Regions from separate parts of the Mus musculus genome. Here region 2 is linked to region 1. The links are chromatin loops, found by intact Hi-C in ENCODE. Cell type or tissue: heart. All regions are shown on one strand. Links, peaks and the distances in the headings refer to the core of each region. The heading gives the core; the rest is flanking DNA. Region 1 overlaps Cdh12 (cadherin 12). Region 2 holds the start of Cdh12 (cadherin 12).

The links. Peaks named below come from ENCODE experiments on the same cell type or tissue, not always from the same donor. Only the 100,000 strongest peaks of a DNase experiment are listed, where the experiment ranks them.
Region 2: it touches region 1 in a loop (4-fold over the local background); 15 of 42 quality-filtered maps call a loop at or near these places.

What each region holds. Positions count from the first base shown.
Region 1 is chr15:21,402,152-21,412,930 of GRCm38, reverse strand. The region is part of intron 3 of Cdh12 (cadherin 12); the gene reads right to left. Among named protein-coding and RNA genes, the nearest start is that of Gm25101, 290 kb to the right of the region's middle. In heart, for the core only: a CTCF peak has its summit at 5,424 (motif pointing right); no DNase peak of the experiment used is centred there.
Region 2 is chr15:21,103,865-21,114,643 of GRCm38, reverse strand. It overlaps Cdh12 (cadherin 12), which reads right to left and starts at 3,192. Exons shown (of 12, transcript NM_001008420.2): 1 at 3,165-3,192. It overlaps Gm25101 (a small nuclear RNA gene), which reads right to left and starts at 275; the gene lies at 169-275. In heart, for the core only: a CTCF peak has its summit at 5,009; no DNase peak of the experiment used is centred there; H3K4me3 peaks cover 1,520 bases.

The sequences.
Region 1 (10,779 bases), core at 1,609-9,608:
CCTCTCATTATTATGAAAACCTGTTTGGTCTTTAGGGAATATTCAATATCATCTATCTATAAAGTATCTTCCTATATACTGCATAGTTGCAAAGTAAAAATTTTTATTCATTATCAGTGAATGCTTGATTAGTATACTCATTTTATAATTATATATGCCTAGGATAGCATAAAAATTTAAGTAAAAGCAGCCATGAGTAAAAATGTTGAAGAGGCAGTCTAGATGCTATCTAGTCCTGCTTAGAAAAAGTCCACACTCAAAAACGTCTCTCTCGTAGACTTTTGAAGTGTGAAGTGTGTTGAGAGGAGCTCTTGTGAGAAGACTAAGAGGGAATTTCTGAATCTTTCCTCTTCAATGGTGTATGTACTGCTCAAAATTCAGTGTGCAGAACTGTTAGAAAATGGCAGTGCCTACTTATCCAATAAAGTCCCAAGCGACAGGACAATAAATCTGAATGATGCACCCGAGTAACAAGCAATGATTAGTAACCAGACAACAGTCAAATACACCCAGGATTTAGATATCCAGCAGGATACATGTGCCTTATGTGCTGCAGATCACATTTGCTCTAATATTCATATTCTGCTCTCTGTTTGCATCTTCTGTTATACAGATACATTGTCCTGTGACATCAGATCCAACTCATAGCTCATCTCAGTTACTGCTTGATTTAAACTCTTTTGCTTACTCAGTATAAATTCAAAACAAATACTATTGTGGTTTAAAAATTGAAATAGATTTGGAAAGTGTGACAAAATATATTTATGAGAAACAAAAATGAAGAAGAGCTGGATAGAGAACATGAAGAAACAAATACAAGGGAGTACTTGAGGCGATCTCTGTTTGCCCTTAAAGAGGACATAGATCTCCAAAGAAGAAAGATATTATGGTCAACCCCATCTCACAGAAACTCTTGGGGTAACAACTGTTCTCCACTGAAGCAACTGCAGGTCTTCTTCTACATCTTTATTAATAAGCTTTGCTAAGTTTCTGTTAGCTTATTTCATTCTCTTACTGTCTATCAACCTAAAGCACTCTCTTTCTTGTCATTGTATAAATTTTTGCTTCTGAGATACTATTTTTTTTTTAATTTGGATTAAACCAGTCTCTTGAGAAATGATTTTGATTTTTTTCCTGTGTATTTATATACAAAGCACACATACTTATAATCATATATTTTCCCTCTTCGTTCATACTTTGGTAGAGGCACCAGGTAGAATTCAGATAGAGTATGAGTTAATACTTTTCTGACACAAATTCAATAAATATCAATATGTTAAATACAATAGAAAACTAAAGGGCGAAATGGCAACAATTTTTAATACAATATTTGAAATCAGTGTAGCATTAAGAAGTTAACTTATTTCATTCATTAACAAACTGTCAGGAGGTCCCACACTTTACCACTAAAGGCACTGATATCAAAAGAGATTACATATTCTTTGAAAGGCCATAGACCAAGGATATCCAAAGTACAATTGATATTTTCTTTAAGAATTACAAATTATCTGTGGAATTTCTTCCAGGGTATCCTCAGGGAGTTTTTGTCTTAGGAGTAGAGAAAATGTAGTATCAGTTTAAGAGTGGTCCTTTGAGAGTGGTAGACTATGGCTTTTTCTTTTTCTTTTTAATTAGGTATTCATTTCATTTACATTTCCAGTGCTATCCCAAAAGTCCCCCACACCCTCTCCTACTCACTCCCCAACCCACCCACTTCCACTTCTTGGCCCTGGTGTTCCCCTGTACTGAGGCATATAAAGTTTGCACAACCAATGGGCCTCTCTTTCCACTGATGGCCAACAAGGCCATCTTCTTATACATATGCAGCTAGAGACACGAGCTCCAGGGGATACTGGTTAGTTCATATTGTTGTTCCACCTATAGGGTTGCAGATCCCCCCAGCTCCTTGGGTACCTTCTCTTGCTCCTCCATTGGGGGCTCTGTGATCCATCCAATAGCTGACTGTGAGCATCCACTTCTGTGTTTGCTAGGCCACAACATAGTCTCAGAAGAGACAGTACTGCAGTTTGGACAAGGCCTTGTGACTAGTAGAAAAAGTCAAGATTCTCATTATTTCATAGGAAACAAACAATAGGACATAAAATGTTGGTAGCTGCCATTATGCCTGTCCCAAGTAGGAAAAGACAAGCAAATGGGCCCTGCATAACTTATGCTTTGTGGTAATTTGTATTTCAAGATAGGTAATGTATTGAAGATCATGAAATGGCTCTAATAATTGAGAACCTTTCTAACTGAAACAGAAAATTATAAGCAAAATCTCACAATGCTATTATCAATGCCAACAAGCTTTGTCAACTGCAACAAAAAATTAGAGAAAGGAAAATGTCTTATTGGTGTTCTATATGGTTTGTGACTGGAGATTCCTTTCTAGTAAAAAAAAATGCAATCATATTTCAAATTTAGGTATTTAATGAGAAGGAGCTAGCTTGGAAAAATATTTCTATACAACTTTTAATTTTATTATTCATCCCACTGCAGACAGTCATAGATCATAGGCAGAATTTTCATTATAGTTATTCAATGCAATGATCCTCACATTAGGATAGTAGACTAGTTTCCATTTTAGTATGAAGGAAGAGAAATAAACAATGAACCATAAAAATGATTTGGAGAGAATTTTATGTGCAAGCTACTGTAGCTTGAAGAAGTCATTATGCAAAAAATGACTGCTTAAGATTAATTAATCTTTGTTAGATTTTTAGAAGGTTTTGTTATATTCCCACATCTTCATGGAATTCTCATTTATGGCTACATGCATACTTTTGAATTAAAATTTCTTTCAGTACAAGAAAAAAAAAATGTTCCTGTGTGAAAAAACTCCAGGCATGAAAATGGAGAGGAGCCTGAGGAAAAGGAGGTCCAACAACAGGCCCAAAGCCGATCCAGCTCAAGAGGAGGTCCTCAGGCCTGACACTATTACTGAGGGTATGAAGAGCTCACAAAAAGGGACCTATCATGACTGAACTCTGAACGACCCAACAAACAGCTAAAAGAGTCACATGCAGATATTTTCACCCAACCAATGGACAGAGGCTGGTGATCTTATGGCTGAACTAAGGAAAAGCTGGAAGAAGCTGAGGAGGAGGGCGACCTTGTAGGAGGACCAGCAGTCTCAATTAAACTGGACCCGTAAGATCTCTCAGACACTGAGCCAACAACCAGGCAGCATACACCAGCTGATATGAGGCCCCCAACACACATATTGCAGAGGACTGCCTGGTCTGGGTTCTGTCAGAAATGATGCACCTAACTCTCAAGAGACTGGAGGCCCCAGGGAGTGGAGAGGTCTGCTAAGGTGGGTGTTGGGGAGCTGGAGATATTCTCCTGGAGACAGGCCATTGAGAAGAGGTGGGGTGTGGAACAGTCAGAGGGTGGACTGGGATGGGTATAAAATCAGGAGTATAAGTTAAAAAGATTAAATAAAAAATTATTTTTAAAATGCACAGGAAAAAAGAGAAAGCTATTTAGTCTAACATTTTTATATTTTGATAATCTATGAAACTAACACAAATATTTTATAAAGAAAAAATGGACTTCTGAATAGAACTACTAACTACAAAAGTATTTATCATCCACTGACATTTAAATTGATCATGGCTTACTGAGTGCAAGTGAGTTCATTTCTTTGCAATTACCATATCTTAAGCTTAATTTAAGGTTTGATTTTTGATGATATGTGATTAGTGATTGCAGTGCATAAGTGCATAAGTGTGATAAGTGTGTGAGTGCAGATATCTGTGGATGCCAGGGCCTTCTGATCACGCTCAGGAGGATGTTACAGGTAGTTGAACACTACACAACATGCCTGATGCTAAGCAAGCTTCTATCTTCTGGAAGAATACGTGATACACATTCTTTTTTTAAAATATTATTTATTAGGTATTTATTTCATTTACATTTCCAATGCTATCCCAAAAGTCCCCCATACCCTCGCCCCCACTGCCCTACCCACCCACTCCCACTTTTTGGCCCTGGCATTCCCCTGTACTGAGGCATGTAAAGTTTGCAAGTCCAATGGGCCTCTCTTTCCAGTGATGGCCGACTAGGCCATCTTCTGCTACATATGCAGCTAGAGTCAAGAGCTCCAGGGTACTGGTTAGTTCATATTGTTGTTCCACCTATAGGGTTGCAGATCCCTTTAGCTCCTTGGGTACTTTCTCTAGCTCCTCCATTGGGGGCTCTGTGATCCATCCAATAGCTGACTGTGAGCATCGACTTCTGTGTTTGCTAGGCCCCGGCCTAGTCTCACAAGAGACAGCTCTATCTGGGTCCTTTCAGCAAAATCTTGCTAGTGTATGCAATGGTGTCAGCGTTTGGAGGCTAATTATGGGATGGATCCCCAGATATGGCAGTCTCTAGATGGTCCATCCTTTTGTCACAGCTCCAAACTTTGTCTCTGTAATTCCTTCCATGGGTGTTTTGTTACCAATTCTAAGAAGGGGCAAAGTGTCCACACTTTGGTCTTCCTTCTTCTTGAGTTTCATGCGTTTAGCAAATTGTGTCTTATATCTTGGGTATCCTAAGTTTCTGGGCTAATATCCACTTATCAGTGAGTACATATTGTGTGAGTTCCTTTGTGATTGTGTTACTTCACTCAGGATGATGCCCTCCAGGTCCATCCATTTGCCTAAGAATTTCATAAATTCATTCTTTTTAATAGCTAAGTAGTACTCCATTGTGTAAATGTACCACATTTTCTGTATCCATTCCTCTGTTGAAGGGCATTTGGGTTCTTTCCAGCTTCTGGCTATTATAAATAAGGCTACTATGAACATAGTGGAGCATGTGTCCTTCTTACCGGTTCTTAACCATTGAGCCACAATTCCAGCTCCAGTATGATCCATTTAAATCTTTTTTTAATATTAAGTTAATTTTCCTCTGATTTCTCACATATGTCTGTTACAATAGCTTAATTATCACACATCATTGGTAAGATAAGTAAAGTTTTTGCCTCACATCCATTTTTGCTCTGTAGGAAATGATTTAAGAAACTGCCCTCAGTAGTAGACAATGTGTCACACATTTGGTAGGATCTGGGCTTGGCCATGCACTGGCGAACATACAATGTATTAAATAAATTAAATAAATAAATAAATAATAAATAAATAATAGATGACTTTTCTCTCTCAGAGAGTATGCAAGTATTCTTCCACTAATCTACATTTCCAGCCTCATTCATCTATTTATTGAAAGGAATCTTTCATTATTCTCATGTTTTTAGCAATTGCAAAAATAAGTGCTACACACAGACACATAGAAACACCAATACAGTCACACACACAAGAATAACATGCAGAGACACACACAGAGTGAGTCGCATACCCAGATGCACAGACTCACAGACACACACAACACATATCCAAAATTTTCCTATTTTAATTCAGTGCTGAATCTGACCACTAGATGTCACCACACTCCTTATAGGAGCAACCTGTTAGGTGGCTCATTGGGGAAAAAAAAAGAGTAATACATACAAATTTATTAATTCAAAAGTCAACATTATCTGTGAAGGATTTAGAGACATTAAAATCTAATTAATGAGTTATTTACTACAAAAGGCTGATTATACACATGACACATGAGAATCAAGACAAAATAAACATCCTTATTGTTCTGAATTACTTCTCTTCAAATATCCAGGAAAATAAATATTTCTACGGCTTGCATTCTGGTGATGCGTCCAAAGATAATATGACAGCATATCTTCCTATCACTCATAAGAAATATATGAGTAAATATTGTTTATTATAGTTTATTTTACTTAATTTATTTCATCTTTTCTATAATACTCTAATGTATTGTATAGCGAGCAGCACATTGAGTTTAACCCAAAAATAATTTTAAAACATGCATTAGATCATTCATTCATTTTCTTCTTCACTTAAAATACGTATTGAAAGAACCACATCTCAGCATTGCTTCTACTCCTTCCAATGTATCAATGAATGAAGCATAAGAGACCAGTGCTTGACACCGATGGAATATCATGCAAATGTGTGAAGCATTTATTTTATTACAATACAACAGAAACTCTAAAAAGAATGATTTCTGTGTGTAAGAGTGAACACATGCTATCTTTTTTCAGAAACTTTCAGGATACTTTTACAAAGTTTAGAACTTCCTACATGTAAACCTCTGATCAAATGGCACATCTTTTGATGAGACTAAAGAATCTATTCAGAAAATGTGCTATATTTACATAATGAAGTATTACTTAGCTTTTAAAAACAATGGTATCATGATATTTGCAGGCAGATGGTTGGAATGCGGAAAAAAAAATATTGTCCTAATCAGTAACTCTGACCCAGAAATTCAAATATGCTATATACTCATTTATAAGTGGCTATTAGCTGTAAAGTAAAATATAATCGTTTTACAGCCCACAGACCCAGAGAGGCTAAGTAACAAGGAGGACCTAAGTGGGGGATGCAAATGTCTCTCTGGGAAGGGGAAATAGAATAGATATCAAGAGTGGGGTTGCAATCAACAGGAGGGATCAGATAACAGGACAGGGAGGGAGAAAATACTAGGGGGAATGATTGGACATGGGGACATTTCAGAGACAAGATGGAAACCTAGTGCAATCTAAAAATCCATGCATTCTATGAGAGTAAGCCTAGCAAGAATTTCTAGAAATTATGCATATGGAGTCTGAACATGCCACCTTCTGCAACCAGACAAGACCTCAAGTGGAGAGGTTGAGACACCAACCCAACCACAAAACATTTGGCCTACAGTTTGTTCTACTTGCAGAGTGTTCTTTACCTGTAGCCTTGCAGAGTCATTATCAAAGAAACCAGAGATACTCTATCCAGAAACTAATGGGAACAGATGCATGGTCCCACAGCCAAACATTGGGTATTGTATAGAGTCCTATGAAGGATTAGGAAGGTTTGAAGGAATCAGGTGGGTCAGGGACACCGCAGGCAAAAGGCCCACATAATCAACTCTATACATGAAATGGCTGAATAACTTTTTCTTGTAGAAACTGTGGGAACCAGGGCTGTCCCTGACATTTTTTTCCTACTTGTGAGTCCCTTTTCCTCCTACTGGGTTGCCTTGCCCAGCCTTGATATGATGGTAAGTGACTGGTCATATTGTTGCTTGTTATATGTTTGGTTGATATCCCTGGAAGATCTGCTCTTTCCTGATGGGAGGCACAGGGGGATGATGGATCTGGCAGAGAGGGAAGGTGGGAAGGCTCGAGAAGAGTAATCTATGAGAGAAAAGCATAAAAACAAACAAAACAAAACAAAGCAATACAAACAGAAAAGAATCCATTCAGAAAAATCATGTGCCTTCCTATATTGTATTGACACAGTTTATGGTTTGGATGCTTGCTACACTTTAACTCCTGCCATCTTATCTAGTTTTTGAGCTTCTAAAAACCCCCAAAATATTCAAAATGTGATGGGTTAAAAACAGGCATAGTAGTGACGCAGAGAATGAAGAATTGGGACTGTTTAGATAGTCAAATTTGCTTCCGCAAAAGAAAACCGCCTCTGCAGCAGCTGCTTGCAAACTACTCATTCTTCCTAATTCTGCATCTGCTGCTCACATTTTGCAAAGCAGCTCTGCACAGAAAAACCCTTTCCTCTAAAGCAGTAGAATGTTCGCGTCTCTTCTGTGACTGACCTTGAGGGACACAAAGTTGATCAATGTATTGGCTGCGAACTTTGTGCTTGTAAAATACAGGGAAGAATGAAAATGATCTTTTAAAGGCACATGAAAGATGCTCTACAGTTTGGAAGAACAGGAATTGATAGCTTCTAGCAGCACTCCTCTTACTTGATTTAACACAGCCATAATAATATAAAAGCATAGATACACAGAGACATCACACACACACACACACACACACACACACACACACACACACACACATCATTATACACATACTTGTTATAGTTTAATGTTAAAAGAGTTTAGCTAGGATAGCCTTGAATATCACCTGAAGCTAACGAGTTTACTGTGTTTCTATAGAGAAATGTAATATCACTTTTAAATTCAATGTTCCCTTTAAGGCAATTTACTTTTCTGGCTTACATTATTTGGTATTGACAGGCTCTACTCTTTTTGATCTAAACTATGTATATCCAGGATCCAGTGGTATTGAATATTACCATCCCATCCATTAAGCCCCACTCTGGATTAGCTCCGGCAGCCACTGTGAGGTGGGAATCAAGTTGACAGGGGCCACTCCAATCACCAGTTGAAAGCAAGTCAGTCCTTGCTGTCCTCCTGTGGCTCAGTGATGCCAGCTCAGTTTCTGCTTTTACACATGATGGGGTAAATGCGCCAATGTGGATTTTCCTCTGTGCATTATAAACCAAAACTCTCCCTGTGCTTTTCGCTGCCTTCAAAATAAATAATGCCAAGTCCACAAGACTCAGGGAAATCAAAGAGAGGCACGAATGCCCCTACAATCACTTGGCCTTGTAAAATTGCTGGTTTTTCTCTTCACTGGCATGTACTAATTTTAAGACCACACATGTCTCCAGGACACAGTTTATCAATCTAAGTGATGCTTAATTGAACACAAAGCAAACAGGAGTGTTTCCTGTAATGCAGTTTGCCTGTTTACTAACTTCTTATATATAATGATGCCCAGTGATGACCTTGATCAAATAAGCAATAAAAGTCTTTATAGTTAGCCGGGCGGTGGTGGGGCACGCCTTTAATCCCAGCACCCAGGAGGCAGAGACAGGTGGGTTTCTGAGTTCGAGGCCAGCCTGGTTTACAGAATGAGTCTACAAGGCTACATAGAGAAACCCTGTCTCGAAAACAAACAAACAAACAAACAAAAACCAACAACAACAACAACAAAAAGTCTTTATAGTTTCTGTTCAGGAGATAATTACTCATATGTTACAATTAGTATTTATTTTCAGAGTTCTGGAATATATTATGAAAGTTCCAAATCAAATATTGGCAAACTAGTAATTCTGCTAATCTACTCATAGAAGATTAGCAAGGCATTTCAGACTGCACAATTTTTATTTGATATTTTCCTTATTTACATTTCAAATGTTATCCCCTTTCCTAGTCCCACCCCCTACCCCCCCGCTGAAAGCCCCCTTATCCCTTCCACCATCCCCCTGCTCACCAACCCACCCACTCCTACTTCCTGGCCCTGGCAGTTCCCTATACTGGGGCATATAACCTCCATAGAACCAAGGGCCTCTCCTCCCATTGATGACTGACTAGGCCATCCTCTGCTACATATCCAGCTAGAGCCATGAGTTCCATCATATGCTTTCTTTGGTTCGTGGTTTAGTCCCGGGGAGCTTTGGGGATACTGGTTAGTTCATATTGTTGCTCCTCCTATGGGGCTACAAACCCCTTCAGCTCCCTGGGTACTTTCTCTAGCTTCTTCATTCAGTACCCTGTGATCTGTCCAAAAGATGGCTGTGCCGAACAAATACAGAAGTGGATGTTCACAGACTGCAGACTTTTAAAAAGTCATACAAATAAGAATAAATGACTTACTGTTACAAGATGATGCTCAGGAATATTTAAACTCTTCTTTTGCATACGTTAAATATCTTCACGTGAGCTCTGCTTCTCAAAGTAAAGCTACTTGTCTTATAAAAATGTATAGTGATGGGTCATCAACTGATATCTATTTCCCCAAATGTTTATTAAACATGTAGATGAATAAGGTCATCTCTAAACATTACTATGTCCGGACGTGGTGGCTCATGCCTTTAATCCCAACACATTACTATGTCAAGAATTCTCAACAAAACATGGAGTTTCTGTGTGTGTGTGTGTGTGTGTGTGTGTGTGTGTGTGTGTGTGTGTGTGTGTGTGTTAGTGAGAGAGAGAACATTTCTCTGGGAAAATTTTTGCCCATATGCCCATTATTGGATGCCAGAGAAAAACATCTGATTTCCCATCTTTCATCATAACTCTCTTTCTTATTCTTTATGACTTTAAGATTCTCAAACCAATTCTAAAGCTAGTCTGGTAGTCATCAAACTTCAATGATCCCAGCTAACACTCCTAGTGTCAATTTCAAAATAATACAGGACATATGACAGTGCTGAGGTTTCCATGTGATTGTTGGGAATCTTAACTCTGGTCCTTATATAAGCAGTGTGTCCTGGGGGCCAGAGAGACATAGATAGAGAATTAGGGAGAAAAAAGAGAGAGAGACAGAGATAACACAAACTATTGCCTAATAATAATTTCTGTTCTAAATCGTAGCTCAGTTCCTTAAGACTCAGAATGTGCTAAAGGGTGTTCACCCAACCTCAGAAAGTCAAAAAGAAAACTCAACTAAGGTAGTCCAACATTTACCATATTACAAGGTCCCTCATTCCTAAGGATATAGAAGCAGTAAAACTGGTGACTCCCCAGAACTTATGTCAGAAAAATACCAAAAGGTCAAAGAAAACACATATTTATGTAAAATATATATTTTTAAAAATTCAACAGTGAGTATATATCATGTGAGTTCTTTTGTGATTGGGTTACCTCACTCAGGATGATGCCCTCCAAGTCCATCCATTTGCCTAGGAATTTCATAAATTCATTCTTTTTAATAGCTGAGTAGTACTCCATTGTGTAAATGTACCACATTTTCTGTATCCATTCCTCTGTTGAGGGGCATCTGGGTTCTTTCCAGCTTCTGGCTATTATAAATAAGGCTGCTATGAACATAGTGGAGCATGTGTCCTTCTTACCGGTTGGAACATCTTCTGGATATATGCCCAGGAGAGGTGTTGCGGCAACCCTATATTTGGAACAACAATA
Region 2 (10,779 bases), core at 1,690-9,689, 300 kb after region 1:
CTTGAGTTCTTTCTCTAGCTCCTCCATTGGGAGCCCTGTGATCCATCCATTAGCTGACTGTGAGCATCCACTTCTGTGTTTGCTAGGCCCCGGCATAGTCTCACAAGAGATAGCTACATCTGAGTCCTTTCAATAAAATCTTGCTAGGGTATGCAATGGTGTCAGCGTAAAAATATGGAATGCTTCACGAATTTGCGTGTCATCCTTGCGCAGGGGCCATGCTAATCTTCTCTGTATCGTTCCAATTTTAGTATATGTGCTACCGAAGCGAGCACATAGATGTTATTTCTTCATATGAGAATGTTTAAAAAGTTTATAAACAGCAAGTAAACTTTGTTAAATTTAACTCTATTTGCTGTTATTCTTGCTTGATTTGCCTTCTCAAACTCATTTCCAATTAATATATCTATATTGTTCAATAATGTAGTTTTCTTTGGCCTGAGTATGAAGTCCTCTGATCATCTTTTTAATCTCAGTTTCCTAAAAGTGGCTTTGGATTTAGATGAGTGAGTGAGTGAGTGTGTGTGTGTGTGTGTGGTTGTCGTTGTGTATGTATATGTGTGAAGGTATGTAAGAGAGAGAAAAGAGTTTGTGAGTGTGAGTATGTATATGTGTGAGGGTGTGTAAAAGAGAGGAGAGAGAGAGAGAGAGAGAGAGAGAGAGAGAGAGAGTTAGGATTTGAAACTAGGGACTCACACATCCTAGGCAAATGATCTACCACTAAGATATAGTACAAGTCTAAATTTCATGAAGATTCAACAACTGTCACTTTTAGAAAGCGCTATGAATATGGCCTATAAAATACTTATTTTCTGATATAGATGGAATAAATTGCAATCAAATGAGTGAAAGTTGAGAATCCTAAAGTTCATAGATGTGTATGTCAAAGGTGGCCATAATATAGTAAGAGAAAAGTAAAACATAATTGTGGCCTAAAATAAATAGTTCCTAGCTTTCCTTTGAATTATGTTACATTTTGTCTGTCTGTCTGTCTCTCTGTCTGTCTCTCTCCCTCTGTGTGTGTTCATGCTACAGTGCACATGTGGAGTTATAAGAAAATTTGCAGGAACCTTTTCTCTCATTAAACATTTTGGGCCATGGGAGTGAAGCTGAGTCCCTCAGCCTTGGTGACAAACACTTTTATCTGCTGAGTCATCTTGAGGACGTGAGCTACTAATGTGCAATGGCTCACAAGAGAGTCTCCATTCCCTCAGATGTTTCCATAATGAAAATAAGAAAATAACAATAGCAATATTAAAAATCCTTTGGAAATACTCTGTGTGAGTTGGGACTTTAGTTGTTTAGATGTTTACATGTAAATACATTAGGACACAGAGTGTCTATCATTTGATGGCCATACACTTCATTGATCACAATGTCCAACATAACTTCATTGAGTTTGAATCTAGCATGAGTTTAAACTGAGTACATGGACTATAGACCTGATGCTAGCAACAAAAAGATGATTTCATATCAAATATGCCTGTGCTTTTTATCTCTTTACCTAGTTTGCTTAAAAAAAAAGATGGAAAGAAACTAAGTTGCCCTGCATAGTCAGTACTAGGAACACAGATTTCCAGAGTTATCTGTAAGTATTGGAGAAGCCACCCTCTCCCAATGAAGAGATAGACATCACAGTACAATAGAAATAGCAAAGATTTTCAGGCTTTGACTGAAAACACAACTAGCAAGAACATAAGCCTAAAGAACTTCTACAAGCATTGTGTCCCTGTGTAGAAACCAATAGCACCAGCATTGACCTTAATAGCTCCAATGGGGATTGCAGAAAGATAGTGAATTAATACAGTGTTGTGATATTTTATAAGACTTTCCAGCTCAAAATACCCATGGGAGGAAACTGGAGTCAACATCTGGGAAATGTAAGTGCTCGCTTTAAAGACACATCTGGGGTACCATGATAAATCATATACAAAAGGCAAGTAGACATATCATTTGCACTTTAATGTTTCAGGTTAGTTATTATAACTAAGCATGCAAACTACTGCAACAGAATCAAACTGTATTTTAAATAGTGTATTTAATTAGTTTAAAATAATTTTATAATAAGGGACCCACACAATAATAAGGTACATAGACTCTTTTCTCTTATTTCCAGTGTGATAGTCAATATATCCTCTGTGAATTTGGTGAACAGAGTGATTCCCATTATTATATTTACCATAGTCTGCAAACAATACATCAGGGTGTTTTGATTTGTATAAATTGAAGGAGAAAGGAGAAAGTTTACCTAATTAAATTAACTTTGGGAAAAGTTTTACCATGATCTTTCTAGATACTTTCCACAAATAGAAGAGAAGGGATTCAGAAGAAATAAGATGGACTATTTTCTTGAAAGTGGGTGGATAATTGCCCTAAACTGTGTGTGACCCGTTAACCTAGCCTCAATTAACTATAGGTGGATTGCAAAATTAACTTCAGAAATGATATACCTAAAAGTCAAGATTCAACATAATACCTTGATTTACCTTCCTAAAAGCAAACATTTCAGAAAGCAATATTTTCTTTCTTTTCAAAACCTATCTCATAAGCGAATTCCATCTATCTTATATAGGGACTACACATTATGTCAATAGAATAATTAATGTTCTAGCTCATTTCTCTGAAAAACATTTGCTAGACCCTATATTAAAGTTCATCTCTTAAATGTACACTTTTAAACTCTCAGAGACTTAGTCTCACATCCTTATATCTAAAGGCAGCTCAGGGACATACTAGAGACCTGACCAAGATCTCAGAAATTATTTGCAAATTTCTTTGCCCCCAATTAAACTTAGAAGGTTTTAAGAATCCAATTTTATCCCTGACATCGTGGAATAACTTCAAACAAATTCAAGTTACCTTGACATCCTGCAGGTTTTTAATCGGGTATTACAGAAGCAAAAATGAAGTCATCTCCCCCTCACCCCGTATATCCCTTTATTTTTCTTTTGTGAAATGCAGAACTATCAGATTTGATAAGGACTCCTCTGAAATGCCATTATCTCCAAATTCAGTCTCCCATCCAGGACACTTGCTTGTAAAACTAAGCCTTCCCCTGCTTTAGATAGCCACTTACTGCAGTGCAGAATGTCAGGGCAGACAGTAAGAACTTTCCCGTGCAGAGATTCCGCGCGATGCAGCCAGTCAGGCGCAGCAGCACTTACCTTAATTGAAATACTCTCGGTGATCAAGTGAGAAATCCTTCAGATCAACCATAAACGGGTGAGGAGATCGAAGTTTTCAATCAACACCCACAGAGGGGCAGCGTGCTCTTCTCCTTTGCCTGTGTTTATGCCAAGCTCCTCGCTGTCTGAAGGGAGAAAAAGGATCAGCTGAAATCCTTGGAGATTTCTCAGTGAGTAAATTAGGACTGAGCGATGTTTTCTAGCGGGAGTTTCTCCGTGAACCTGTACTGTTTTCAGTCTCCCTAACTGCTGTGATGGACGCCTGTCATGTCCCTGGAGCCAGGCGGTATTCATTGACCTGATTAGCAAGCAATGCTCCCCCTGCGTGCAGGCAAAGCATGCGGAGAGGTTGTGGGTCTCCTGGGAATCAGAAAAGGAAGCAAGCCCACTTGGGAAACTGGTCTTTCCCAGCCTGATGGATAAACTACAACTATGACTATAATTTATAGGCTGATTAGAAACAGTGTTAGCCATTGCGGGGCTTCAGCAAATCTGCTTTCTCCAGCGGATGTTGGAAGATGCATTCGTGTTAGATATAAGGTGCGGCGAGACAATTACTAGACTGATCGGGCTGATTTGTAAGCCAAGCCTAAACCTGAAACATGTTTAAAGCATCGTGATAAAAGAGATCGCTGCATTTGCCTTTGCCCCTAGCTTGCTGCATATATCAACCTTTGTCTAACTAAAATGACTTTAAAGGTTTATTACAGCCCTCCAGAGGGCAACTCTCTGACTTGTAAAAAGACAGGATTCACACTAAACAAGCCTATCTGGCAGTTTCGTGCAGACACAAGCTTACAAACCAATGCATGTAAGACAGAGATCTGCTCCGGTACCTTTTTTTTCAAATAGCATTTGAAATGAGTATCACACTTAACAAAAACAAAACAAAACAAAACAAAACAAAACAAAACAAAAAGATTCATGTGGTTACCCAAAGTAACGTAAGAGTCCATCACACCTAACAGAGACATCATTTCTATTAAATGCTGATGAGAAGAAAGAAACAGCAAGAAAGGTATTTCTATCCAAGGGAATAAGTATGAAGCAATTGTTTAAATGTAGTGAGGTATTATTCCATACCTGCTGATCCTCTTCCTCCACTATCCCCCCTTTCTCCCACTTCTCAGTATCCTCCACTCTCCCACATCCAAAGTTACTAGGTCCCAGGAGAGATCTAAGGCTCTGGAAAAGGTCACAGAACTGACTGTGGAAGCCTCAAATGGTTAATTCTTGACAGCTCTCACTTTTGCAGGAGAAAATTATGCAAATAACATAAAAAGAACAGATGAAAAAAGTCATTTGCATGTCTTGAGGGTGAGAAAATTCTCATTGCCAGAAAGGAAACTGACGACTGTCCTCTCACAATAATACTGTGTGACATATTCAGCCTGCCTTCTCCATGTAGGTCGCAACTGGGACATATGGCATCCCTTTGTGCGTGTGTGTGTGTGTGTGTGTGTGTGTGTGTGTGTGAGAGAGAGAGAGAGAGAGAGAGAGAGAGAGAGAGAGAGAGCACTCTCCTTTTGTATTACAGTAATAGTACTCACATTTAGTTTCGAAAACTACCAAACCCATTTAACAAAATGTCCCAAATAAACACAATAGGGAATCTGTTTGCCTTGTACACACCAAGTAAACTTTCCTTTTTGATCTCTCTCATTAATAGACTAACACTGTGGTGGTGAAACTTCTTGCTGAAAGAAAACTCAAGGCTGTAACTGAACTGCTGTGGCTAGGGCTGGGTCCCTTTGGGAGGAAACAAGATTTCTAGGGAGAGGCCCCAGAAGGAGGGGGTTCCTCCAGTCTCCTGTGAAGAGGTCTGGTGCTCCCTCAACTGGTGGAGGATGAGAGCTGAAGGTGAAAAAAAAAAAAAAAAGCTTGATCGATTCACTTCAGAAAGCAGCAACTTTTGCTACTCTTAAGCAGGAAGCGCATTATCCAATTATAGCCAGGCAGTGGGGAGCTCCAGCAGAAAAGAGGCCCCTTAAATCGAAACTAATGCGTCCAGCTCATAAATAGCAAACAGGAACAGGGCTGCTAATTTCTTCACAGCGCTCCAGACTGGCTTTAACGGGGCACTTACAAGTGATAGCATGATTACGTTGTTTCAGGGCTCTGATGTGTAGTGTAAGTTGTTCCTGCAGTTACAGCGCTCTCAAAACTGTATCGTTCCCAGTCCCATTCTGTGAGCCTTCAATTAAATGGTGCAGAGGCCCTTGGTCCTGTAAAAGCTTCATGCCCCAGTGTTGGGGAATGCAGGGTCGGTGAGATGGGAGTGGGTGGGTGAGTAGGGGAACACCCTCATAGAAGCATGGGAAGAGGGAGGGCATAGGGGATTTATGGAGGGGAAACCGGGAAAGGGGATAACATCTGAAATGTAAATTAATAAAATATTCAATAAAGCTATGATCAGAGGGGAAAACAAAACTTTTAAAAGACTTAACAGTGTTCTAATTTTCCCAAACCCTGTCTGCCAGCAAGTATCATTAAAAAGGTTACGCAGGTGTATAGTAAGGAACTGCCATTGTGCCGGCGAAGATGGTTTGGCTGAATATTCTAACATCCCTGATCCATGGACACGCCAAGACATTCCATTCCCAAAGTAAGACCTTTTGCTAACCCGTCCCTACAGACAGTGGGTCTTTGGTATATGTGACTCTGTGCCTGACCTCTGAAAGATTTTATGAGAAAAACTACACCATGGGGAGAGTGTGAAGAGTCTTGAGCCGTGTGGAAGCATTAGTTCCTGCTACACATCCAATACTTGCCTGTTCCCTGGACTCTGAATAAACTTCAGCTGTGGCTTAAAGCTTTTGTGTATGGCATATGAAGCCTTACACTGTTATCCACACTATACTATCTTTTAATTGCCTTTAAACATGTCATATATCCATTGAGTATTTTAGTGGCCAGAGAACAACTTTTAGAAGTCATTTCTTTCCTTCCATCATGTGGGTTCTGGAAATCTAAGTTAGATGGTCATACTTGGTCACAAACACCTTTACCAGCGAGCCATTTTGCGGGGTTTCTCTTAATTATGTTGTTAATTCAAGCTCAGAAAATATAAACAAACTGAACAGTGTCAAAGAGTCAGTTCACAGAAAATATAGAACTAGAAAAAATAACTATCTATAAAAATTGAATGGGTTTGATAAAATTTCCAGTTTAGAAAACAAGGGTAAATATATGCTTTGGGATCAGGAAGTTACTTTGGCATTTTTTTGCTTTAGGTTTTATAACTGAATAAACATTTCATTGCAATAGGTTGTTTTTACTATATTAGGATACGTTATTACAAAATAAAATTTAAAAAAATAAACTAGCCTAAAAGTAAACTCAACCTCAAGTTTTCAAAAATATTGTTTTGTTTTTAATTCAGTAGCATATAGCATATTTTGGCAAACAAACAAACAAACAAGCAAACCACCTAAGGCTCAGGTAACATCCCAGGGGAGGAAACAGAATAACAGCGTCCAGAATAAGGGCCAGAGAAAGAGTGAAATCGTGTCTTCAAGACATGATGGGGGAAGCCATATCAAGCAAATATCAAGTATATGGCTGCCTGAACAAGACCTGAAGAACACCAACAGACATGCCAATGTATGTGGATGAATCTCACAGGGCACTACCTCTAGATGGAGAATTCTATGGCATTAAACACTGTAGAGAGAGGTAGAATTAACCTTTTCCAGGGATAAGCCTTCAAATTGGTTAATCGGTTATCCAATATTAAGTGGTCAGCCCTAAAAAGAATAGATACAAGCAACACAAAATGGACTGAGAAGAGTGTATGTGTGCGATTGTGTGTGTTTGTGAATAAATCCGTATATTTAAAAATAATAATTAAGTAATGAAAAGCCATGATCTGCAGAGCAGTAGGAGAGAGACTGGAAGGAACTGTGGGGCAGAGGATGAAGAAGTGTATTGATACTCTTACAGAAAAACAGTAAAGAACTAAAAGGCATTATCATTTTCTTGACTCATTCAAATAATCACGTGTAGTCATTACTTTTAATAGAAAAGTATTTCAAGCATGTCTCCTCCTTTGTGTATTAACTAGTTGGAATTTAGGATGATGTATGCTATTCAACCTCCCCAAAATGCAAATGCAGTAGCAAATATCCAAAGTGATGCAGAGCACAAAATTAATTTCTAGATTGTTTAAGCTGCATCTAGAAGTTTTTCTTAAAACCATTTCATCTTTTCTTTGGAAATACTAGACATATTCATAAGAATTTGGAGAAATGTTGTGACCACAGTTTTTAAATATGTCTGATAAAAACATTCTGTCTACAATGAAATGATCACTCAAATTAATTCAGTCTTTAAACTTTGCCAGTAAGTTTCTGTACCCATTATCACATTTTATTCTTACAGGAATCTCATGAAATACGTTGCCTTTAATATTTTTTATCATATCTCCATGACAGGAAAATGAGAAATAAAAAGGGCAACTACTTGTCCTTTGGACTTTGGTATTTGATGAGAGACCCAATGGTCTCCATTTCAGAGAAGTGTTATTGCTTCCCACTGTCTACTAAATACAGTCATCTGAATCATGCTGGAAGAAAAGCGGCATCAGTTAGGTATATACGTCCAGCTACAATTTTTTCCACTTATGTAGGTTTGTCCCCAAAAGTATATTCAATGACCATCATTTAATGAAAGGAAAATTACCCTGAGCCAATGGGTAAGTTAACATTTGATGTGTTCTGGGATTTTTCTTAGATTTCTAATGTGTGTTGTTTGACATTGGCTATTTCTTTTCTTTCTTTCTTTTTTTTTTTTTTTTTACTTTTTCCAAAAATATTTATTTATTTATTTATTTATTTATTTATATGAGTACTCTGTAGCTGTCATCAGACACTCCAGAAGAGGGAGTCAGATCTCATTACAGATATTTGTGAGCCACAATGTAGTTTCTGGGAATTGAACTCAGGACCTCTACATGAGTAGCCAGTGCTCTTAACCACCAAGTCATCTCTCTATCCCCTGATATTGAATACTATTGTATATTTTTATTTGCATCTGCAATGATACAATAATTTTCTAAGTGTTGGTTCAAAATACATATATTAACCAAAAGTTTCCATATGACTTTATAGTCAGATGGTACTTCCTTGTAAAACTTTTTTTCTGGGTTTAATAATAGGGAGAAAATAAATTCCAGAGCAATGGTGTTGTTTTAAATATTAAAAGCAAATAAATATTGTACTAACAACGGAATCTTGTAGCTCCAGCCACAAACTAATACTATCACACATATATTCTGATTACTAACAGGTCCTTCCTCACAAGTTATACCAATTTCTCCTTCAGTCTAAATTACAGAGGCTGGCTAGCTATATTTACTAACATTTAAGGGCCATTTTTCACTTTATTGAGACTAGTTTCCCTTCTGTGCACTTGAGAAATTCAGAAACGATAAAACTGCAGCAGTGTTAAAACCACTGAGCATGCTCTCAGAAGTATTGGACTATAGGCAGAATTTCCCCACTAGCAGGCTTTATAACCTTCCGACATTTAACAAGACTACAGTTTTAACAATTTCAATGGTGAAATGAGATGAAATTAAAGTATATTATCTTTACGATTTTGAGCCAGCTCCAAAATAAATTATCTGACTAATAATTTGTGATATCCTTTCTACCGCCTGCAGAAATAATCAGGCAGTCAAGAACAAAAGGTTATACGCAAACACACAGTTTTCTCCTCTCTCTCACATTTCCATGCCTCTCACAATTTAATTGTTTCATGCTATAAATAACATAACAAGCATAGTTTGATTTCATAGCTCAAAGTAATCTATGAACCAGCCATAAGTTGTGGATTTCATGTTTTACACAAAGTAAGTGAAAAAATTAGAATTATGAGTACTTTTATCAATGTTTAAGCAGTTCTAACATTTTCCGTCAAGAGGATTTAGTTGATTTTATCTGATGCAACCAATTCTTACTTGTATTTTCCCACACTTATTGCTATGGTCAAAACAACTCTGAAGACATATTGAATAAAGTGACCAATGGTTAACTTAAAATGAAAATATATATAAAGAATACTGTGAGTGTGGTTTAAACTATCTTTTAAAATTCATACTAAAATTATAGACTACTAAATTATTAAAAGATCATTAGGAGACTGTGGCAGATAGGAAAAGTATATAGAAATCTTTCTAGACCATAGAAATTGTCAATATATTGCTTATGGAGGTTTAAGATATATGTAATTTATTACTTATGTGTATATACATTTTACTTGGATAGGATACTTGACTATACATAATGAAAACTGCCATTTCTTCCTATTCCAACATTAATAATGTGTCAAAGTAGTTAAAATGTTAATATTTTATCTTGTCCATAATAATCTATAACAATTTGAATGTCTTCATTCAACTTTTTTCTAATCTTATTTTTTATTTGCATCAATGGTTGTCTGTGTGATTAATATTTTATCATGTCCACAATAATCGAAAACAATTTACATATCTTCATTCAACTTTCTTCTTATAATTTTATTTCTTATTTTGCATTTATGTTTGTTTTGTGTGTGTGTGAGTGTGTTGTTGTGTAATTGACAAAGAAGACAAGAGGTGTCTGACCCCTGGAGCTACAGTTACAGCCAGTGGTGAGCTGCCTGCTATAGTTTGGGATCCAGACTCTGACCCTAATTTTAAAACAAACAAAAAACAAAAACAAACAAACAAAGAACTAGCAAATTATCTTACACACTGAAACCATCTCTCCAGGCCTAATCACTTCCTATTTTCTCAAGAAACCTTATGGAATAGGGAATAAAATCGCCTGCTATGTATTTGTAATGGTTTCCCAAATTGTACAAAGCATTTTACATTCAATCACAGTTTAAGACAACTTTAAAGTTAATGTCCTAGTACCTATCCAGATAATAGTTTAGTAAAATTTTATATAGGGGAATAAGTGCCATCTCAGTTTAAAATATAAGGGCTGTGAAATTCTTAATGACTTCCTTATACATATATCATTGTCCATTTGTTTTTAGCTTTTTACACCTTGTACTGAAAAATCAACCTAGCGTATCTTCAGCTTTTGATCTACAGCCAGTAATATTATAGAAAAACAAATGTGCTTCCTGTGGCTCTAACTGGACTTGGCAGACTGCGAGATTATCATACCTTGTGAAACATGATGTAGTTGATCTAGTTACAGATGGGCTATCAAATGATATATCTTATTATTATTTATTTGTTTATAAAATAAAGTGCTTTACTGAGACCTTTTGATGATGCTTTTAACTTCCACATGTGATGGCTCAACTCCACTCATATGCCCTTACTGCAATGCCCTGTTTCTTTTCCTGTCAACTGTTTCTTTTCATAATTTACACAAGTCAATGATTTGCTGCCACATCATAAGAAATATCATTTATCCACTTCAATGACATTGCTTTCCCTATTAAAATAATTTAACTCTCTCCAATTGTGTGAAGTTGCACATATCCCAAGATGCTTTGAAGAGCCTGAAAAACACTTTCACACATATCCAGTGATGACAGGACATTGCTGAAGACAACACTGATTTTGATGGCTTACTTCCCAACACTAAAACAACAC